Linked DNA regions of Homo sapiens: region 2 is linked to region 1. A link is a loop called in an ENCODE intact Hi-C map of the cell type or tissue named here. Cell type or tissue: CD14-positive monocyte. All regions are shown on one strand. Links, peaks and the distances in the headings refer to the core of each region. The heading gives the core; the rest is flanking DNA. Region 1 overlaps PIK3CG (phosphatidylinositol-4,5-bisphosphate 3-kinase catalytic subunit gamma). Region 2 holds the start of LINC02577 (long intergenic non-protein coding RNA 2577).

The links. Peaks named below come from ENCODE experiments on the same cell type or tissue, not always from the same donor. Only the 100,000 strongest peaks of a DNase experiment are listed, where the experiment ranks them.
Region 2: a loop joins it to region 1, with 3 times the contacts of the local background. A loop is called at or near these places in 3 of 110 quality-filtered maps.

What each region holds. Positions count from the first base shown.
Region 1 is chr7:106,867,844-106,875,843 of GRCh38, forward strand. PIK3CG (phosphatidylinositol-4,5-bisphosphate 3-kinase catalytic subunit gamma) reads left to right here. Exons shown (of 11, transcript NM_001282426.2): 2 at 1-1,713; 3 at 4,694-4,759; 4 at 4,870-5,095; 5 at 6,857-6,960. Among named protein-coding and RNA genes, the nearest start is that of PIK3CG, 6.6 kb to the left of the region's middle. In CD14-positive monocyte, for the core only: no CTCF peak of the experiment used is centred there; DNase peaks (open chromatin) are centred at 3,388, 4,168 and 4,468; H3K4me3 peaks cover 5,023 bases; H3K27ac peaks cover 6,563 bases.
Region 2 is chr7:106,773,925-106,786,106 of GRCh38, forward strand. LINC02577 (long intergenic non-protein coding RNA 2577) reads left to right here and starts at 1,094. Exons shown (of 5, transcript NR_170304.1): 1 at 1,094-1,276. It also overlaps the pseudogene RNA5SP236. RefSeq lists enhancers at 759-1,053, 1,165-2,364. In CD14-positive monocyte, for the core only: a CTCF peak has its summit at 6,221 (motif pointing left); no DNase peak of the experiment used is centred there.

The DNA of each region.
Region 1 (8,000 bases), core at 1-8,000:
CACTTCCTCCTGCTCTATCAGAAGAAGGGGCAGTGGTACGAGATCTACGACAAGTACCAGGTGGTGCAGACTCTGGACTGCCTGCGCTACTGGAAGGCCACGCACCGGAGCCCGGGCCAGATCCACCTGGTGCAGCGGCACCCGCCCTCCGAGGAGTCCCAAGCCTTCCAGCGGCAGCTCACGGCGCTGATTGGCTATGACGTCACTGACGTCAGCAACGTGCACGACGATGAGCTGGAGTTCACGCGCCGTGGCTTGGTGACCCCGCGCATGGCGGAGGTGGCCAGCCGCGACCCCAAGCTCTACGCCATGCACCCGTGGGTGACGTCCAAGCCCCTCCCGGAGTACCTGTGGAAGAAGATTGCCAACAACTGCATCTTCATCGTCATTCACCGCAGCACCACCAGCCAGACCATTAAGGTCTCACCCGACGACACCCCCGGCGCCATCCTGCAGAGCTTCTTCACCAAGATGGCCAAGAAGAAATCTCTGATGGATATTCCCGAAAGCCAAAGCGAACAGGATTTTGTGCTGCGCGTCTGTGGCCGGGATGAGTACCTGGTGGGCGAAACGCCCATCAAAAACTTCCAGTGGGTGAGGCACTGCCTCAAGAACGGAGAAGAGATTCACGTGGTACTGGACACGCCTCCAGACCCGGCCCTAGACGAGGTGAGGAAGGAAGAGTGGCCACTGGTGGATGACTGCACGGGAGTCACCGGCTACCATGAGCAGCTTACCATCCACGGCAAGGACCACGAGAGTGTGTTCACCGTGTCCCTGTGGGACTGCGACCGCAAGTTCAGGGTCAAGATCAGAGGCATTGATATCCCCGTCCTGCCTCGGAACACCGACCTCACAGTTTTTGTAGAGGCAAACATCCAGCATGGGCAACAAGTCCTTTGCCAAAGGAGAACCAGCCCCAAACCCTTCACAGAGGAGGTGCTGTGGAATGTGTGGCTTGAGTTCAGTATCAAAATCAAAGACTTGCCCAAAGGGGCTCTACTGAACCTCCAGATCTACTGCGGTAAAGCTCCAGCACTGTCCAGCAAGGCCTCTGCAGAGTCCCCCAGTTCTGAGTCCAAGGGCAAAGTTCAGCTTCTCTATTATGTGAACCTGCTGCTGATAGACCACCGTTTCCTCCTGCGCCGTGGAGAATACGTCCTCCACATGTGGCAGATATCTGGGAAGGGAGAAGACCAAGGAAGCTTCAATGCTGACAAACTCACGTCTGCAACTAACCCAGACAAGGAGAACTCAATGTCCATCTCCATTCTTCTGGACAATTACTGCCACCCGATAGCCCTGCCTAAGCATCAGCCCACCCCTGACCCGGAAGGGGACCGGGTTCGAGCAGAAATGCCCAACCAGCTTCGCAAGCAATTGGAGGCGATCATAGCCACTGATCCACTTAACCCTCTCACAGCAGAGGACAAAGAATTGCTCTGGCATTTTAGATACGAAAGCCTTAAGCACCCAAAAGCATATCCTAAGCTATTTAGTTCAGTGAAATGGGGACAGCAAGAAATTGTGGCCAAAACATACCAATTGTTGGCCAGAAGGGAAGTCTGGGATCAAAGTGCTTTGGATGTTGGGTTAACAATGCAGCTCCTGGACTGCAACTTCTCAGATGAAAATGTAAGAGCCATTGCAGTTCAGAAACTGGAGAGCTTGGAGGACGATGATGTTCTGCATTACCTTCTACAATTGGTCCAGGTAGGGGATGTTGGTGTTATCAATGGAAGCCTTCTCAAAAGGAATTGATTTGCATATGCACAGGCACTCCATTCAGTTGTCATCAAATGCCCTTTGTTCAGAGCTTCATCATCGGCAAAAGTAGATATGATGAAGCTGCCTCAAAAAGTAGTAAACTGTTCCATGTACATTTTTACTGTCTCGGAGGGTTTGCTGACAAGGGTTTTGCAGACATTAGTACTTCACGTTTTTAGGAGAATTGGCCCTGTGGGAATACTTTGTTCTCATTTATTATTTTAATGATAGATTGCACTTACTGAATGCTTTCTTGTGCCAAGGCTCCAAGTGACTGACATGCTTTCAGTGTATTATCTCATTTAACTCTTCCAATAACTATGATGGAGGTCAAATTGACATTTGCACTTTTTACATGAGGAAACTGAGGTACAAAGAGGCTAAGTAATGTGCCCAAGGTCACATACTTTGAAAGAGGTAGACCAGAATTCAAACCCAGGAGGTCTCCCTCCAGATCCTGCTCTTTTCACTACCCCAAATCCTTCACAAATCCACCACCATATCCTTCATCAGTCTGGTGTCAGGATTCTGGGGCTAGAGATAAAAGGTCTTATTCTCTGTGTATGTCTGTTACAGTTCACAGAATAATATCTCATATCTGGGTAGAGTCTTGAAAGCTCCTCTCTGCAGATAGGTACAGGACTGTATGTATTTCTGCTCCGTTTCTCATGATGTTCCCTGGGGTCCTGAGAGGACAAGTGATTTTTCTAAGGTTTAGTTAAGAAGTTAAAGAAAGAAGGGGGAACAGTTCCCCTGCTCACTTTAGCAGTTCTCAACTTATATTGTACTGCTTGACAAGGGAAAAGAAGTAAAGGAATTTGAATAGAAATGCTATTTTAGAGCACAGCCTTCATTCATTAATTCAACAACATGTACTGAGAAGACTGGCATTAAATGAGTACACACACAAATAGATGTTTAATACCAAATTGTGACAAATACTTTAGGGAAAACTATACCGTATTATGAGAAAACAGTCCAGGGGTCCAAGGGACACTTAATTTTGATTAAGAGACCCCGGGACAGTTCTGAGTAAGTGACATTTGACCTGAGATCTTTAGGATTAGCCAGACTAAATTTTACACACTAAACTATCTAATCACTATCCGTATTTATAGGAAGTTCTGGAGTTTTCTGATAAGCATTTTGGATAGCCTCAACTTAAACTCTCAATCTTCACCTTCCTGTTAGATACTTGAAACATTACATTTGGCTTTGTTTTCATCCATTAAATATATTCAGTAGTTTTTTCACTAGTTGAGATATTTGTATAACACTAAAGAATTTTAGAATAATTAAAGAATCTTCAGTTTTCTAGCTCTCCATAACAGAAACAACATGAAAAAAACTTGGATGAGCTCTGTTGCAAACCCCAAGGCTAACAGGAATTATTTTTCATTGTCATGTTCACAAGTAAACTTTAAAGAGCTGGAAAATGAATAATGTTCTTTTTAGAAATGTGTTAAATGAAAGAGGTCAATACATAATATTAACATTGAATTTGTGGTCTTAAATCTGAAGAAGAATAGTCATTTGTAAAACTACTTGAGACATTTTCAGCTATGGCTAAATGACTCATTCCTGATCAAAATGGTCTCCTAGTTGAGATCTGCACTGTCTTTACAGAAGTGAAACCTGAAGAAGGTCAGAAAGACTCACATCTGGCTTAGAAACTTAAAACATTGCGAAAATGAGTACTGGTGGCTAAAAGACCACATTCTCAGAATTAAGGCCTTTGATGCAGCTACAGTGGCACCTATTTGACCATACTTTTGAAAAGCATTTTTGTAAACACTTGTATAATTGAAACATGATGAAGCCACTAGTGATCATGTCCAAACTGGAAAACCAGAGGAAGAATTATAAATCCTTCCAAGAAGCCTCCAGTTCCTAAAATATAAACTAGAATGTGAATTTCTTCCGTTCCTTAGGAAAAAAGGATACACCATTTCTATTCATAAAGTGTATACTCTGAGATATTTAATATTAAGTCTTTCTTCATGTTTACATATAACATCTATCCTCTAACTTTATATATGCTTTTATAATAATCTGAACAATGTTAGTGTTGCTGCTTTTAAAATTATGAACTATTTCAAACTTACAGAAAAGCACAGAGAACAATGAAACACCTATGCACTCACAAGATTTAATTGTGTTTTTTACATTTTATCAGTTCTTCCTCATCAGTAATGGAGCTGTACTAAGTCAATATTCTCTAACATCAGCCAAGTGATATGAAAATTACTAAACACTAAAAATGAAGATCAAATTATACTTAAGAAAACATAAAATCAGGGACTTTTGGACAGAAAGCTCTGTACACACCACAGTGTGGCAGAGGGTAGTGATTGCTCTGTGTGGATTGATCTAGAGCCACTGTTTACTTGTAGTTAAGGACCTGTGAGACAGTTCAGTGACTTGCCAGTGAGATGCCGAAAAGGGAAGCTATAGGGCTTTTAGGATCTTTCCATCTAACAAATATTTTTCTCCTTACGTGTATTATACTATATCTCCACTGTCCATTTTCTTTCTCACATTCTCTCTTACCTTCCACTTTATAGATTGGTTACAGTGTCTCCATCTTCCCCCTCTACCCCTCCAACAAAACCAGTAAGACCTAATTAGAGCAAATTCCCTCACCTCTTCACCTTTGAATTTATCAGCAGCACATGACTGTGAGTCAAAAGTTTCATCCTCTAATCCCAGTTATGTCATCGGCTGCTCTATGATCTTAAGCAAGTGGTTCAGTCTGGTCCTAAGTGTCCTCTAACAGACAGGATTAAACTTAAGTGACTGTTAAGATTTTCATCTTTCTAGCCGTGAAGACCCAGTAAAGCAGAGCACCAGTTCTTCTCCATTTCCTTTTCCCTGATTCAACGACATAGAGTACAGTCCTACAAATGCCAATGTGTTCTTCCTTTAGGCTGTGAAATTTGAACCATACCATGATAGCGCCCTTGCCAGATTTCTGCTGAAGCGTGGTTTAAGAGTAAGTACTTCCATTTTGATAATAGCGTGAAATTTTAAGTTGCCAAGAATTAACTGGTAGACCTAAAGCATTAGTCATAATAATTTCAACTTTCTTGTACCTGCCCTCAGAACAAAAGAATTGGTCACTTTTTGTTTTGGTTCTTGAGAAGTGAGATAGCCCAGTCCAGACACTATCAGCAGAGGTTCGCTGTGATTCTGGAAGCCTATCTGAGGGGCTGTGGCACAGCCATGCTGCACGACTTTACCCAACAAGTCCAAGTAATCGAGATGTTACAAAAAGTCACCCTTGATATTAAATCGCTCTCTGCTGAAAAGTATGACGTCAGTTCCCAAGGTACGGTGGCTATATTTTCTGTGTTCTCTTTCCAAATGCCTTCATCTCCAAATGCCATTGTTCCTATAATTCTTTTTCTTCCTGGAATCCAAGTTGCATCCTCCTGAAGGCACCAAGAACACATTTTTGAGTTTTCTGTCTGCATGGAGTAAACAAATTTAAAGTTCTCCTTTTACAAGTTCATAATTTTTAACTATATATTTACATATTCTTAACTGAAAAATTAAGCAGCATTATGCAGATGTAAGATGTAGTTTTTAAGAACAGTTGCATACACAAAGATTAGATATTTCCAAATCTTTACCTTTTTCTTCACATCTCTGAATATGCACATACAGTTTTCAAGTTTACAGTCTTATAAAATGATGAATTTTTGAGAGGCTATTTTAATTTTTTGGCATTTCTTCATCTATATATCTCAGAGTGATATATAGAGATACATTCATTCTTCCCTATCTGGGGTCCTACATCTGTAAATTCAACCAAGCATGGATAGAAAACATTTGGGAAAAAAATTGCATCTGCATTGAACATGTACAGACTTTTTTTCCTGTCATTATTCCCTAAACAGTACAGTGTAACAACTATTTGCATAGCATTTACATTGTATCAGATATTATAGGTATCTAGAGATGATTTACAGTATATGGGAGGAAGTGCATAGGTCATATGCAAATACTATACCATTTTATATCAGGGGCTTGAGCATTCATGGATTATGATATCTGCAGGAGGTCCTGGAACCAATCCTTACAGACAGCAAGAGACGACTCTGTATCTGTGTGTGTGTGTGTGTGCATAAAGGTAATAAACACACACACACACACACCACCTTCTCTCTCAAGCTGTTTCCAATATCTTATTCCTACCCTAAGAAAACCTGCCCCTGCCCTAGGAAAATTAATCACTCCTTCTCTGTATTTCTGTAGATTTTGATTGATACTACATTAAATTAAAGTCTTTAACATATCTTCCTGGTCTGGTAAACTGTATCAACCTTGAATCTAGAGAATATCTCTTTTTCATTTTTATATACCTAGACCTAGCACTATGGCTCATTACATAGACACTTCATGTACTCAACCAGTATTTTAAACTCCTGAATATTTAAAATTTCTTTCTCCCTTTGATTCTTACAATGCTTCCTCCTAAAAATGATGATGGTAATAATAATATTTTATTTGCATTTTAAGAAAGGAAAACATTTGTACTGACCCTCATTCTGTCAGTCATCCAGTAATTTTTAATTCACATATTTTGCCTTTAGAATTTTAAGGCTGTCACATCCATCTTCTCTACTTCTCTACAGAACCTAACTTCCTCTTCTGAAAAGAAATTACAGAACCCTAACCAAATTCCATGTATTATTTTCTTAAAATGTCTGTTCCTCAAATCAGATGGTAGTTTAAAGTTTAATGTGCTGGAAAGAAAACTACAGTATTAATTCCTTAGCATCACCCTCAGAGCATACTTCTCTACTTGGATTGTGTTGGTGTCTATGTGTTATCCCACATATATTCACATATTTCTGTCCCCTGTTGTAGTATGTGTACATGGTTATGTTGCTCACCTTAAGCCCAATGTATCTTGCCACCTCATATGGTTAGCTCCTCAAAGGCAGGGCCCACCCACATTTCTCCTGCTCTACACCAGAACAAATATATAGAATGCTATGAATAAATGTGTTCTCAGGAAATGTAATAGATAATATTGATGATTTCTGGAACTCACATAACTCTTGTGTACTTTTGACAATTACAGTTATTTCACAACTTAAACAAAAGCTTGAAAACCTGCAGAATTCTCAACTCCCCGAAAGCTTTAGAGTTCCATATGATCCTGGACTGAAAGCAGGAGCGCTGGCAGTAGGTATCACTTGGATGTCTCCATGTGGTCTTTATGTCTTGAAGATGTCTAACGTGCTTGCTGGGGCCCAGTACTTAAAAGCTAATGTTTATGCAGAGACAGGGAAGCTGGAGAGTCTCTGGATGGGTTTCTCATAAGCCCTTGTCTAATCACTGGTTATGAAAGCCTCAATACCAGATAATTTCCCTTCCATATTTTTTAAAATCAGCTTGAGATATTCTTTGTATACAATAAAAATTGTCCATTTAAAATGTAGAATTCAGGGAACAGGCGCGGTAGCTCACGCCTGTAATCCCAGCACTTTGGGAGGCCGAGGCAGGCAGATCACGAGGTCAGGAGTTCAAGACCAGCCTGGCCAACAAGGTGAAACCCCGTCTCTACTAAAAAATACAAAAGAAAATTAGCCAGGCATGGTGGTGCATTCCTGTAATCCCAGCAACTCGGGAGGCTGAGGCAGGAGAATTGCTTGAACTAGGACCTAGGAGGTGGAGGTTGCAGTGAGCCAAGATCACGCCACTACACTCCAGCCTGGGTGACAGAGCAAGACTCCGTCTCAAAAAAAAAAAAAAAAGTAGAATTCAGTGAGTTTTGAGAAATGTATACAATTATATAACCACCGCCACAATCAAGATCTAGAACATTTCCATAGACATGTTACAGAAAAAGTTCTGTCATGTCCCATTGCAGTTAGTCCTTTTTCTCCTCCCATTCTCTGTGATAATGCAACAGATCTACTTTCTATCATAAAATGCCTTTTCTAGACTTTTATTAAGAGGAATCATATAGTATATAGTTTTATATCTGAATTATTTTACTTTCCATAATGCTTTTAAGATTCATTCATGTTATTGTATGTATCAGTAATTTGTTTCTTTTTATGACTTAGTAGTAGTCCCTTGTATGGATATACCACAGTTTGTTTTCCATTCATTTTTTGAGTAAATGTTTAACAGTGGGGTAGTTGGGTCAGATGGTGTGTGTGTGTAATTTTACAAGATACCATTTTTCCAAAGTGGTTATACCATTTAAATTCCAGCAA
Region 2 (12,182 bases), core at 2,235-10,234, 92 kb before region 1:
TAACACCAAATTTTGTTTTGGAACCTATAGTCACTCACTGTTCCAATCTGAAAAATACATAGATGTATCTCAAGTGTATATATTGGTTACCAGCTGGTAGTTTCTCAAATATCTCCATTTCTTTCAGCTGCTTCACACTCACTACCAAGCAAAAAGGTAGGCTTCCTATGAGCAATGATATGAAATAATGTCATAGGTAAATCAAAATAATCTAGATGAAAATAAAATCAGAGTCACAATCCAATTAGTATTTAATATCTCTGTAATTGAGTGTATGCTAATAATCTTTGAACATTTAGTTTCTTAAAACAGAAAAACCAAATACAGGTACATTCATCTCATTCATTACATTTAATTTTCTACTAACAAGAATGTTCAAGTTTTACAGGGCGAGTATCCCTTATCTGAAATGCTTGGGATGAGAAGTGTTTCCAATTTTGATTTTTTCCCAGTTTTGGAATATTTGCATTATACTTACTGGTTGAGCATCCCTAATTCAAAAATCCAAAATCTGAAATGCTCCAATGAGCATTTCCTTTGAGTACCATGTTGGCACTCAAAAATTTCAAATTTTGGAGCATTTCAGGTTTCAGATTTTTTGATTAAGGATACTCAACTTGTACTATCAAACTGGGAGCTCAAACTAGGACATCATTCCAAAGAAACCTTCCAGAATGTCATGACGTCGTAATTAAATGTTTTTGTTACAGAAAGGGGTCTCAGTTCAGAACCCAAGAGAGGGTTCTTGGACCTCACGCAAGAAAGAATTCAAGGCAAGTCCATACAGTAAAGTGAAAGCAAGTTTATCAGGAAAGTAAAGGAATAAAGAATGGCTACTCCATAGGCAGAATAGCGGCATGGGCTGCTCGACTGATGATACTTTTTGTTACTTCCTGATTATATGCTAAACAAGGGGTTGATGATTCATGAGTCTCCAGGAAAGGGGTGGGCAATTCTCGGAACTGAGGGTTCCCGCCTCTGCCCCTGCCGACTTCTTAGACCATATAGGGTAACTTCCTGATGTTGCCATGGCATTTGTAAACTGTATGGCACTGGCGGGAGTGTCTTTAGCATGTTAGCGCATTATATAATTAGTGTATAATGAGCAGTGAGACGACTGGAGGTCACTTTCATCGCCATCTTGGTTTTGGTGGGTTTTGGACAGCTTCTTTACGCATGCTGTTTTATCAGCAAGGTCTTTGTGACCTGTATCTTGTGCCGACCTCCTATCTCATCCTGTGACTAGGAATGCCTTAACCTCCTGGAATGCAGCTCAGTAAGTCTCAGCCTTATTTTACCCACCCCCTATTCAAGATGGAATTGCTCTGGTTCAAAAGCCTCTGACAGGTAGAAATTCAGATGTTAGAATATTTTACCTCCTTAAAATAATTTAAAGGACCAATTACTGTATAGCTTATTTATTTGGATATTTTATATGATGTTTTCTAAACATATAGTATTTGTCAGTGTTTCCAGTGACAAGGTTTTTTGTGAAGGGATTTAGACCAGTGGGGAGCCCAAGGATATTTATTTTGCTGTCGTTCTTGAGTCACTATAAATATTTCAGTTAAGAGTAGTCATAGGAGAGCAAGCAATTGGAGCTATCTGGATTTGAAAGTACTTCAGCTTTCTTCAGCATCCATGCTATCAGTAGCTGCCTAACCTTGCCTTCTGATATTATGCAAGAATTGGACGCTTCTAGCTAACAAACCTTCACTCATGCTGGCTTTTCCCATCCTTTGATCCCTTACCTTGATGCTGCTTTATGATGCCAAAACACCTCAAAGCTTGAACTTGGATAGCATCAAAACATAAAGACAGTACTGAATCAGCTCATGAATCCTCAAAATCAAAAGTCCTTCTCCCCTGTCCGCATGTCCAGCATTTGTGACTTAGTGAATCATAGGGTGGGGAAGTGACTCACAGTCAGCCCAACAGCACTCTTTTTTTCATTAGTTGTTTCTGAAGAATTGTAAAGTTCTGAATTCAAAGCGTGCTTATAAGTTATCGAGATGGACTTTTTCTCCCCTGCAGCATGCCAGAAACTATACAATCCACCCCCTCTGAAGGAGTTTGTTCATTTAAAAAAAAAAAAAGGGTAAGCATGTTTTTAAAATTTAGTTGCAGCAGACAGTACAGAAAACAGTTATTATGGCCACAGCACATGTTGCCTGGGTCTGCTGCTTTTTCTTCTTTCCTATTTTCTCTCATCCCTTTGTTCCACTAAATCCTCCTGCTCCTACCCCCTTTTACCACCACCCCCTCCTCTTCCTCCCTCCTCCACCCTGGATCCCTAGAGAGGGTTGACCTGGGGGCTAGGTAATAATCCCAGAAAGGGCTTGGGATTCCAAATTGCCAGAGATCAAGAAGGCCATCCAGGGAAAACCTGGAAGGACACAGAGTGGTCAGTGTAAATGCATCCACGTGCTCCAAGTGGGCAAAGTAATTGGTTAAAATGTGTAAATGTAAATGCTAAAAATCGAATCTCTATAGAGTGGCCAATGCTATAAAAGGATTACCTTATTCTAAACAATTTTTTCATTCTGTATTTTTCCTGCCAATCTATATATTGTTCATTATTTCACCTTCTCCTTGTTGTTTTCCTGAGCTTTGGGCAAACCTCATCACTTAATGCATGCAATAAATGGGAGTAAGTTCAATTTTTCATCGAGGATAACCATGATAAAAAAAAGAAAGAAGAAATTCACTAATACTACAAACTGTGTTAACCTTGACATGAGAACTTTCAGAGGAGTAGTGGAGGCAAAAGCTTGATTGGAAGGGACTGAAGGGAATGGGAGGAGAAGAATTGAAGGCAGTAAGTATAGACAACCCCAGAAGAATCATTCAGTGAAGAGCAGCAGAGATAGTAGAGCTGGAGGGAGAGTTACAGGTGGATGTGGGGTCAAGAAAGTTTTTAATATAATTAATGTGAGAGAAATAAGAGCATCTTTATATGGTGATAGTAATGATGAGGCCAAGAGGGGAAAAACTGATGACATAGGGGAGGGAGTGTATTAGTCCATTCTCATACTGCTATGAAGAAATACCTGAGACTGGGTAATTTATAAAGAAAAAGAGGCTTAATGGACTCACAGTTCCACATGGCTGGGGAGGCCTCACAATTATGGCAGAAGACAAAGGAGGAACAAATGCACATCTTACATGGCGGCAGGCAAGAGAGCGTGTGCAGGGGAAGTGCCCTATATAAAACCGTCAGATCTTGTGAGACTTGTTCACTATCACAAGAACAGCACAGGAAAAACCTGTCTTCAAGATGCAATTACCTCCCACCAGATCCGTCCCACAACACATGGGGATTATGGTAGCTACAATTCAAGATGAGATTTGGGTGGGGACAGGGCCAAACCATATCAGGGAGTATGTTTGCCTTTGCCAAGCAGCATTAAGGGTTTATGTTCATGAATTTAAGATGGGAGTGGAAGGACTGCTGGAGATGGAGCATGTTAGGGGTTAAATTGTATGCCCCCCTCAAAAAAAAATTTAAGTGTTGAAGTCCTAACCTCTGGTACCTCAGAATGTTACCTTACTTATCCTGACTAGTTAAGATGAGGGGGTGTCCTAATCCAGTGTGACTGGTGTCCTTATAAAAATAGGAAATTTGGGTGCAGACAGGCACACAGGGAGAACACCATGTCAACACGAAGGCAGAAGTTGGAGTGATGAGTCTACAAGCCAAGGATTGCCAGCAATTCATCAGAGGCCAGGACAGCAGCCTGGGGCAGCCCCCTACATGGTACCAACTCCATCAACACCTTGATCTCAGACTTCCAACCTCCAGAACTGTGTGAGAATTCATTTCTATTCTTTAAGCCACCTAATTTGTGGCACTTTGCTTTGACAGTTCTAGCACACAGGGTGATTGAGGAAGCGTGCTAGGAAGAGAGGAAGCAGGGGTCCTAGAGTGGGCGGCATGCCTTGCAGCCGTGGAGGCCACACAGCTGTGGGAAATGACAGGGTCTGCAATCACGGTGATGAAAGGGGAAGGACCAGATTGTGAGAGGAAAGGTCAGTAGGGAACTGAGAGACCAGGATAATGGAGGGACAATCCATGTGTAAGTTGAACTTGCCCAGAGTTAAGACAGGAAGAGGAATGCAATGGTGAGGCAGGAACACTGAGGAACCAGGGGGAATGACTTCAGGATGACAGATGTCACAAAATGAGAAGTCAGGTGACATAACCTGATGACCTGAGATTCAATGCAGGACACTTTTAGGAAAGAGAAAGAGGTAATGATGCAGAAGTGGCAATGAGGAGTGTAAAAGAAACGCACCCCACCTCCAGGCCCCATGGCACAACTGGAGGGAGCAAACCACAGCCACCACGGGACAAGGAGAATAACGACAGAATCAGAAGGCAGTGTTCCCAGAGGACAGCCATGTTTTCATCAGAGTGAGATGGTGCTGGAAGAGTCAGAGCCAAGGTTGACACTATTGGGTTTTGCTAATAATGGACTGTGAGTTCCAGCAGGGCCCAAAAGGGGCTTCAGGATTGGGCAAGGGTAGATGTCCTCCTCTAGTCCATGACCAATGCTGATCCACACTGGACTAATTACTTCCCTGATTCCAAGCTAGTAGATGGGTAGCAGTAAATGTTCCATCTCCAGCTGTACTCACCTTGTTGACTTTATTTTCTAACTGTAGCTAATTCTGTCCCAGGACCTGGCTATTACACAGGCTGAAGCAGCAGTTAGCTCCTCTTTTCTTTGGGACCCACAGAAATCACAGCAGCTGTGTTGTTGTGGGGTTTCTTGGCGTTTGTTTTGGTTTGGTTTGTTTTTTTTGCCAGTAATTTTTTTCCCAGAAAGGCATTCTTTCTCTTCACTGCAGTGGAAGTGAGAGAGGGAGAGAGGGTGCAGAGAGGGAGAGGGCAAGTAATCAGATTCCAAGATGACCATCTCCCCAGAAGGCTTTCACTATTCCTCAACATATGGCATCATTTTAGCATCCTCAGCTCTGTTAGTTTGAGGGTAACCTCAGCAAACATGCCCCTCTCATGAGCAAGGTATGTGGTTTGACAAGCAGACTGTGACTTTTGTGATTAGAAAAAAGCATCCTTCCTCCTGGTGAATGCAGGCCATGTCAGGGCGCTCAGCTTGACAAGGAGACAGTAGGCTGGATTTTAGATCCTATTCATTTCTTGGGCTAAGTATTCTTACACAGTCAACAACCTGGACAACTGTACATAGCAGATCTAATGGGAGAAAAGTAATTGGGTGTTTTAAGGAATATTTTCATTAAAGTATGTGGAATATGGTATCAAGTAGTGACTGTCATGTAACAATGCCTTTTACACATTCCAATGTGTGTGAAATACAAAAAAAAAGTTTCCGTGTTAATCCCCTTATAAAATAATTGAAGAAGTCTTTTTTATGTGCAATTGTTTCTGAAAATATGTTAAAGTTACCCAGAAAAGTGTTCACATTTTCAGACTATTATCTCATTCTAGGAAAAATTAGGACAACTTGACTCATGCTGGGGAGGCTAGAATCCTGGAGAGAATGAAATTAGAAAAACCTAGATTTTGGGTCCCCCAAGATAGCTCAAGTCTGTCAGTTCTGCAAAACAGAATTATGCCCCATTCCCATTCTCTCACTCCTTACCTGAGATGCAGACAGGGCTTAGAAAGGACACGCCAAGATTTGCTGCCTTGCCACACAAGCTGGGTTTTCCCTCCCTGGGCCCTGCCAGCCTGGAGGTCATATTTCCTTTACCTTTTGTCCATTTTTCCCTCCCTGGGGCCTGGCTTGAAGGACAATTCTTGTTTAGAAGAAATCAAGTCTAAGATGTTACTAATCTGGAAATGTTGATCTGGTCTGCCTCTAACATTTGTGGGGCCCAAAGCAAGAGTACAGACTAAGGTCCCCAAACCATGTGTCTAGTTATTTAGAAGTTATAAATCAAAGCTAACAAACTGCTGAATAAAAGATCCTATTCTCCTATCTGATAAATATACCCTCCAAACAACCCAGAAACCCAAGGTAGGAATGCGGTGGCACAGGGAGTGCTAACTCCTGGCTCACAGCCCATGCTCCCTCTTTTCCCACAGCCAGCCCTCCATGAATGAGGAACTTCCTGGGGCCACTAGTGCATGCTGCAGCTCACACAGTCAACTCCATCCACACCTCCACAAACAGCTGCCCTTTGGCCACTACTCAGGCGTAAGGACACACCCAGCAGGGTATGCCCTCTGGAGGTCAGACCAGGGAAGAAGCCCTTGCACAGTCAGGAGCCAGCTCAGCACCTGTGATGCTGAATTCTATGTGGCAACTTGACTGGACGCAGGTGCTCGGATTAAACCTGATTTCTGGGTATGTCTGTGAGGGTATTTCCAGAGGAGATTAGAATTTGAATCCGTGGATTGGCAAAGTTGGTGTCTGCCCCAGTGTGGGTGGTCACCATCTACTCTCCTGAGGGCCTGAAGAGAACAAAAGGCAAAGGAAGGAGGAATTCGCCCTTAACTTGCTTGCCGCCTGCCTGCTTGAGCAGAGACATTTCATCACATCTTCTCTGGCCCTCGACTGAGATTCACACCATTGGCTTCCCTGGTTCTCAGGCATTTTGACTTGGACTGAACTACACCATTGGCTTTCCTGGGCTCCAGCTTGCACATAGCAGATTGTGGGATTTCTCAGCCTCTATTATTACAGGCGCCAGTTCTTCAAAATCAACCTCTCTCTCTCTGTCTCTCTCTCTCTCCCTAGATCACAGTCTGGAAGTCTGCTCACAGTCTCAAGGTTGGCATATCCCCTAGAGCCCCCAGACTCCTCATCCCATGGAGACCAACATGGCCAGGGGAGGGCCAGAGCAGGGCCTTCTAAATCACAGACCCCAGGGCAGGAGCCCCTCCGGTCTGGATCTAAGGATGGTATTTTCAACAATTCCTAAATTTTTATCCTAGGCTCTCCAAATGGGAGTCTAAAGGTCTCAAAACATGGTCCAGAAGAAGTATGCAAAAATGTAAATTCCTAGGCCCCAACCCAGACCTATGAATCAGATGATCTGTATGGGGGTTCAAGGAATCTATATTATTAAACAATCTTCCTAAATGACTTGTATTCATACTAAAGCTTGAGAATTGCTATCAAACAGCTAGAAGTTGGAGTGAAGGGTCCTGCCTTTCCCATGAAATTCATCAACTCTATGCCCTCAAAAGCTGGGCTCTTGGATGAGCTGCTCTCCATTCTAGAGACATTACCAGCTAGGTAGCCTGCTGGTCCTCAGGAAGTTAAGCCCAGACTCTTCAGCACAGAATCAGATAAACACTGATTACATTGTACTCTACAGTTCTGAGAACACCATTACTTAATTCCCGGCAAGTTGCAATGTAATTGAGTAGGTTGTAGTTTTTTGGGTTTGGGGTTTTTTTGTTTTTTAAATATATCAGGCGTAGTTAGCCAGCTTCCTAGAAACACCATGATCTCTTGGTGAAAATTCCAGAAATATGCATCACTTCCTAATTAAAGTAGGGAATTTTTAAAAATTATTAAACCACATGCTTTCTAATTCCTATTGCCCTTTCTTTTCACCCACCATTCAGCAGTCAGCAGACACTTTCTGGGTACAACAGGGTAGGACCATCCAGGCAGAACAAAAGCCATTGATCATGAACTACAGAGGAGAGTTTGGTAAATGGACACCAGAAACCATGGCCTACAGGGGCCTGGTTTTCTCCCATCTAAATACTAACTAGGCCCAACGCTAGTTGGGCTTAGCTTCCTAGATCAGATGAAATTGGGCACATTTAGGGTTGGGGGTATGGCTCTCTATTGTAAGTAGCAAGAGTTTGAGAGAAGAAAAAAGGGATTTTCTTTTTTTTTTCTTTTAAATTTTAGAGCATTAACTTTAAACATCAAGATCCAAACCCCAAGGATTCAGAGAATCTTGTACTATAAACCATTTGTATTAGTCAGGGTTCTCCAGAGAAACAGAACCCATAGGAGGTATAGAGATAGAGAAATATGGAATTGGCTCCCATGATTATGGAGGCTGAGAAGTCCCTCAATCTGCTGTCTGTGAGCTGGAGACCTAGGAAAGCTTAGCTGGTGGTACAAACCAGCCCAAGTGCAAAGGCCCAAGAACTAAGAGCACCATTGTCAGAGAGCAGGAAAAGACAGATGTCCCAGCTCAAAAAGAGAGAGCAAATTCACCTTCCTTCCACCATTTTATTCCGTCCTGTTCCATTCCTCAACAGGTTGGATGATGAGGGAGATCTTTATCCATCTCAAGTTTTTTGTGCAAATATGGAATACAAATGAAAAATACTTAAAGCACATCATCATTGATTTCCAACTTAGACTAGTTTAACTTCCCTTTTTCTTCTATCCTGTCAGTTCCTTGAGGGATCCTCTCTCCTTGTTCATCTCTGCATCTCTAGTAATTAGCACAGTGCCAGGCACATGGTAATATGGCTAAAACAGTGGATTATTGGTCTCCAACATAATTAAGCCCATCCAAAAGAAAAACCAACCTCATAAATCTGCTTTGCAAAGTTCATAAACAATGGATATGCTATGTCTCAAAGGTGCTGGCCAAAAAAATTTAAGAACTTGGGAATTATGTGTTATTTTGTTTGTTTTTTTCACCAAGCCTACTTTTCTGTCACAAGAGCCCATATCAACAACACACCCATGTATGTCCTTCTTTTTATCTACTTTTCTCCATGAAGTTTGTCACCATCAACTGTTAAAACTGTAAAGATTTGATCAGCTAAATAAGTGGTCTTTGAACTAATTCCTCTCGTACTTCCTAAAGGAACTTTGAAAAACTATGTATCCCCTTGCACATTTTCAAGCAGACACCTAAGATTTTTCATCATAAATTTGAATAACTTCAAAATATGTACTTATTAGCATATTGTAAATATTGATTTTTAAATAAAATATATCACACTTTGTATCCAATGAACTCTAAACACCATAGCAATTTGACACTTACTCTCCCACCCTCAGTCTTAAAAATTCACCAACAACCTCTTTTTTAACAACCGAAAAATTTGTATTATTCCTTTTTAAAATTTTGAAGTTTTCTGGATTGAATTATTTTTATAATGATTTTTAGTATACAACTGACCAAAGCAACATAAATATATAGCATATTTTGATAAATAATTATAAAACATAGCAAGTTATGTGTTATTGGAAAATTAAACTAAATGAATGGATCTTTTTAAATTAGTTCGGGTATCTGTGGCTGTTCCTAACTGTTAAAATGAGACAGAGTCAGCGTCAATTCTACTCTTATTTTTTATTTTTTTAGACGTAAGCCCTGAGAAAACTTGTTCAATTAAATAAGTAATGAGAATGTTAGGCATTTTCTGATAAAAATGTCACTCTGTTATTTGAATGCCTTCTTGATTATAAGTCAAAAAGTACATAGTGATCTATTATCAAAAACTATTGGCCTATCTGTTGACAACTTGGGTAGGTCCTCCTTTAATTTTATTGAAAGCAAAGAATTGGAAACTACCTAATTTACAAAAAAAAGAAGAAGAAGAAGAAGAAGAAGAAATGTGTTACCTAATTATTAGAGCTCACTTTCTAAGTTTCTAGGAAGTATGACCCAAAAAAGCTTGGCCAAGACTTATCACATGGCTGTTGATTATACCATCACCCTTTTACTTACAGGCGTCTTGCTTATGGACCTAAAAAAGATGAAACTGGAGTTAGAAACAAAAACAGAAAATTGTAAATTGTGCATTTGGGGACTTTTCTCCTTGACTGTGAACAGAGACCTATATACAATGCCAAATTTCATTTTTTAAGAATGTCTCAAAATGCAGAGTAAAGAAATGACAGAAGGACAGACACTTGGGGATATTCATGTATATACTAATAACTTCTTCCCAAATATGACTGAAGACAATACACTTAGCAGAACTGAAATCAATATATTAACATCTGAAAGGGAGAAATTAATCCTAATTCAATCAAGCCAGTTTTCTAAAGTTCAGGTCATTGCATATTAGATTTACATTTTGGAAAAATTTTTTTTGCTTTTGAACCAATAGATTTCTGCTTTTGACAGTATAGTTTAAATACTTTATGTAAGTTGACAGCAAGAGAAAGAACTTAGTCACCAATAAGTATAGTACAAGATTATGGAAAGCACATTAAGGACCTCTAAGCACATTAGTTAGAGTATAATCTGCAATATATTCCTGTTAAATTACTTAATGCTAATTCTGTGGACTGAATTTCATTCCCCCAAAATTTATATTTTGAAGGCTTAACCCTTAATGTGACTATATTTGGAAATAGTGCCTGTGAAGAGGTGATAAAGGTTAAATGAGGTCACAGGCTGGGGTCCTACTTCACTAGGACTGGTGTCCTTTAAAGAAGAGGACAAGATGCCAGATGCTCTCGTTCATGTGCCCCCTTTCTCTCTCTCTCTCTCTCGCTGGTTCACTCTCTCTCTCTCTCCTCCTGCCCCCCATGTGAGGATATAAGGAGAAGGCAGCCATCTGCCAGCCAGGAAGAGAGCCCACACCAGAACTTGACCATGCTGACACCCTAATCTTGGATTTCTAGCCTCCAGAGTTATGAGAAAATAAATTTCTGTTATTTAAACCACCTGGTGCATGGTATTTTGTTATGGCAACACAAGCTGACTTATATACCTAATAACTACATGGCAGGAATTAATACATGAACGGGAAAGTTGTTCATGAGTGACAGTGAGCAGGAGACCTGTACCTTCATCAGAAATGAATATAGATTTCATATTTTGCTAACTTTTAGCAAAAATTAATGAAAGTGTTTCTCCTATAAATCTGAGTAAATATTTAAGAAAATACAAAATACTAACTTACCTCTAATATGTGTTTCTTTTGTTAGAAAATGTAGCCTTGATATGTTGGAAGAAACTGTAGTCTTTTCACCTTGAAGTTATGCAAATTACACTCCTGAGACATAGAGTAAAATGCAGCTAAATGAGAGTATTCACAGAGCTTGCTCTCATTACTGAGATGGTGAAATTGCAGAGAAAATGTGGTTCATAGCTCACTGGCATTTCCCAGTACACTTCTTACAAATCTTGAATATTTCAAGATAGACAGAGACCTCCCATGAGTTTGCCACCTGGATGAATAACTTACTGCCATCTTCAATATTTCTTTTTTCTTTTTCTTTTTTTTTTTTTTTTGAGATGGAGTCTCGCTCTGTCACCCAGGCTGGAGTGCAGTGGCGCGGTCTCAACTCACTGCAACCTCCGTCTCCCAGGTTCACGCCATTCTCCTGCCTCAGCCTCCTGAGCAGCTGGGACTACAGGCACTCGCCACCACACCCAGCTAATTTTTTGTATTTTTAGTAGAGATGGGGTTTCACCGTGTTAGCCAGGATGGTCTCGATCTCCTGACCTCGTGATCCGCCCGTCTCGGCCTCCCAAAGTGCTGGGATTACAGGCGTGAGCCACCGCGCCCGGCCAATATTTCTAAGAGATGTTCTCTTTGTTTTTTTCTTTGTTTTTTTTTTTTTTTTTTTTTTTGAGATGGAGTCTTACTCTGTCACCGAGGTTGAAGTACAGTGGTGTGATCTCGGCTCACTGCAACCTCCACCTCCTGGGTTCAAGCGATTCTCCTGCTTCAGCCTCCTGAGTAGCTGGGATTATGGGGTCCCACCACTATGCCCGGCTAATTTTTGTATTTTTAGTAGAGACTGGGTTTCGCCATGTTGGCCAGGCTGATCTCGAGCTCCTGACCTCAAGTGATCTGCCCGCCTTGGCCTGCCAAAGTGCTGGGATTACAGGCGTGAGCCACTGTGCCCAGCCTGCTTTATTCTCAAGTCTCTTTCCTCAGGAACAATGCCTTCTTTGCCAGTAGTGAAGACAGGAGGAAAATGCCATCACTTCTCCTGCCTAATTCCATGATACTCCTGAAGTCCAAACACCCCGACATGGGTGAGCATACCTGCTTAAGGTATGCTTTGCCCCTAAAAGAGATAAGCATAAGACAGAGAAAGATAATATGCCCTGCACCTTTGGTTTATGCTGGTTTGATTAAAGGAAAATACCCATAGTATTTCCTTCAACAGAGTATTTCCTTTGAGAGTCTCTCTCTCTCTCAAATACCCATAGTTTGACTTTCCTCAGCTTGGTGTCCCAGAGGTTTGTATACCCAGGGCAATTAAGGTACCACAGCATAATTTGAGGTGGATGAAAAATAT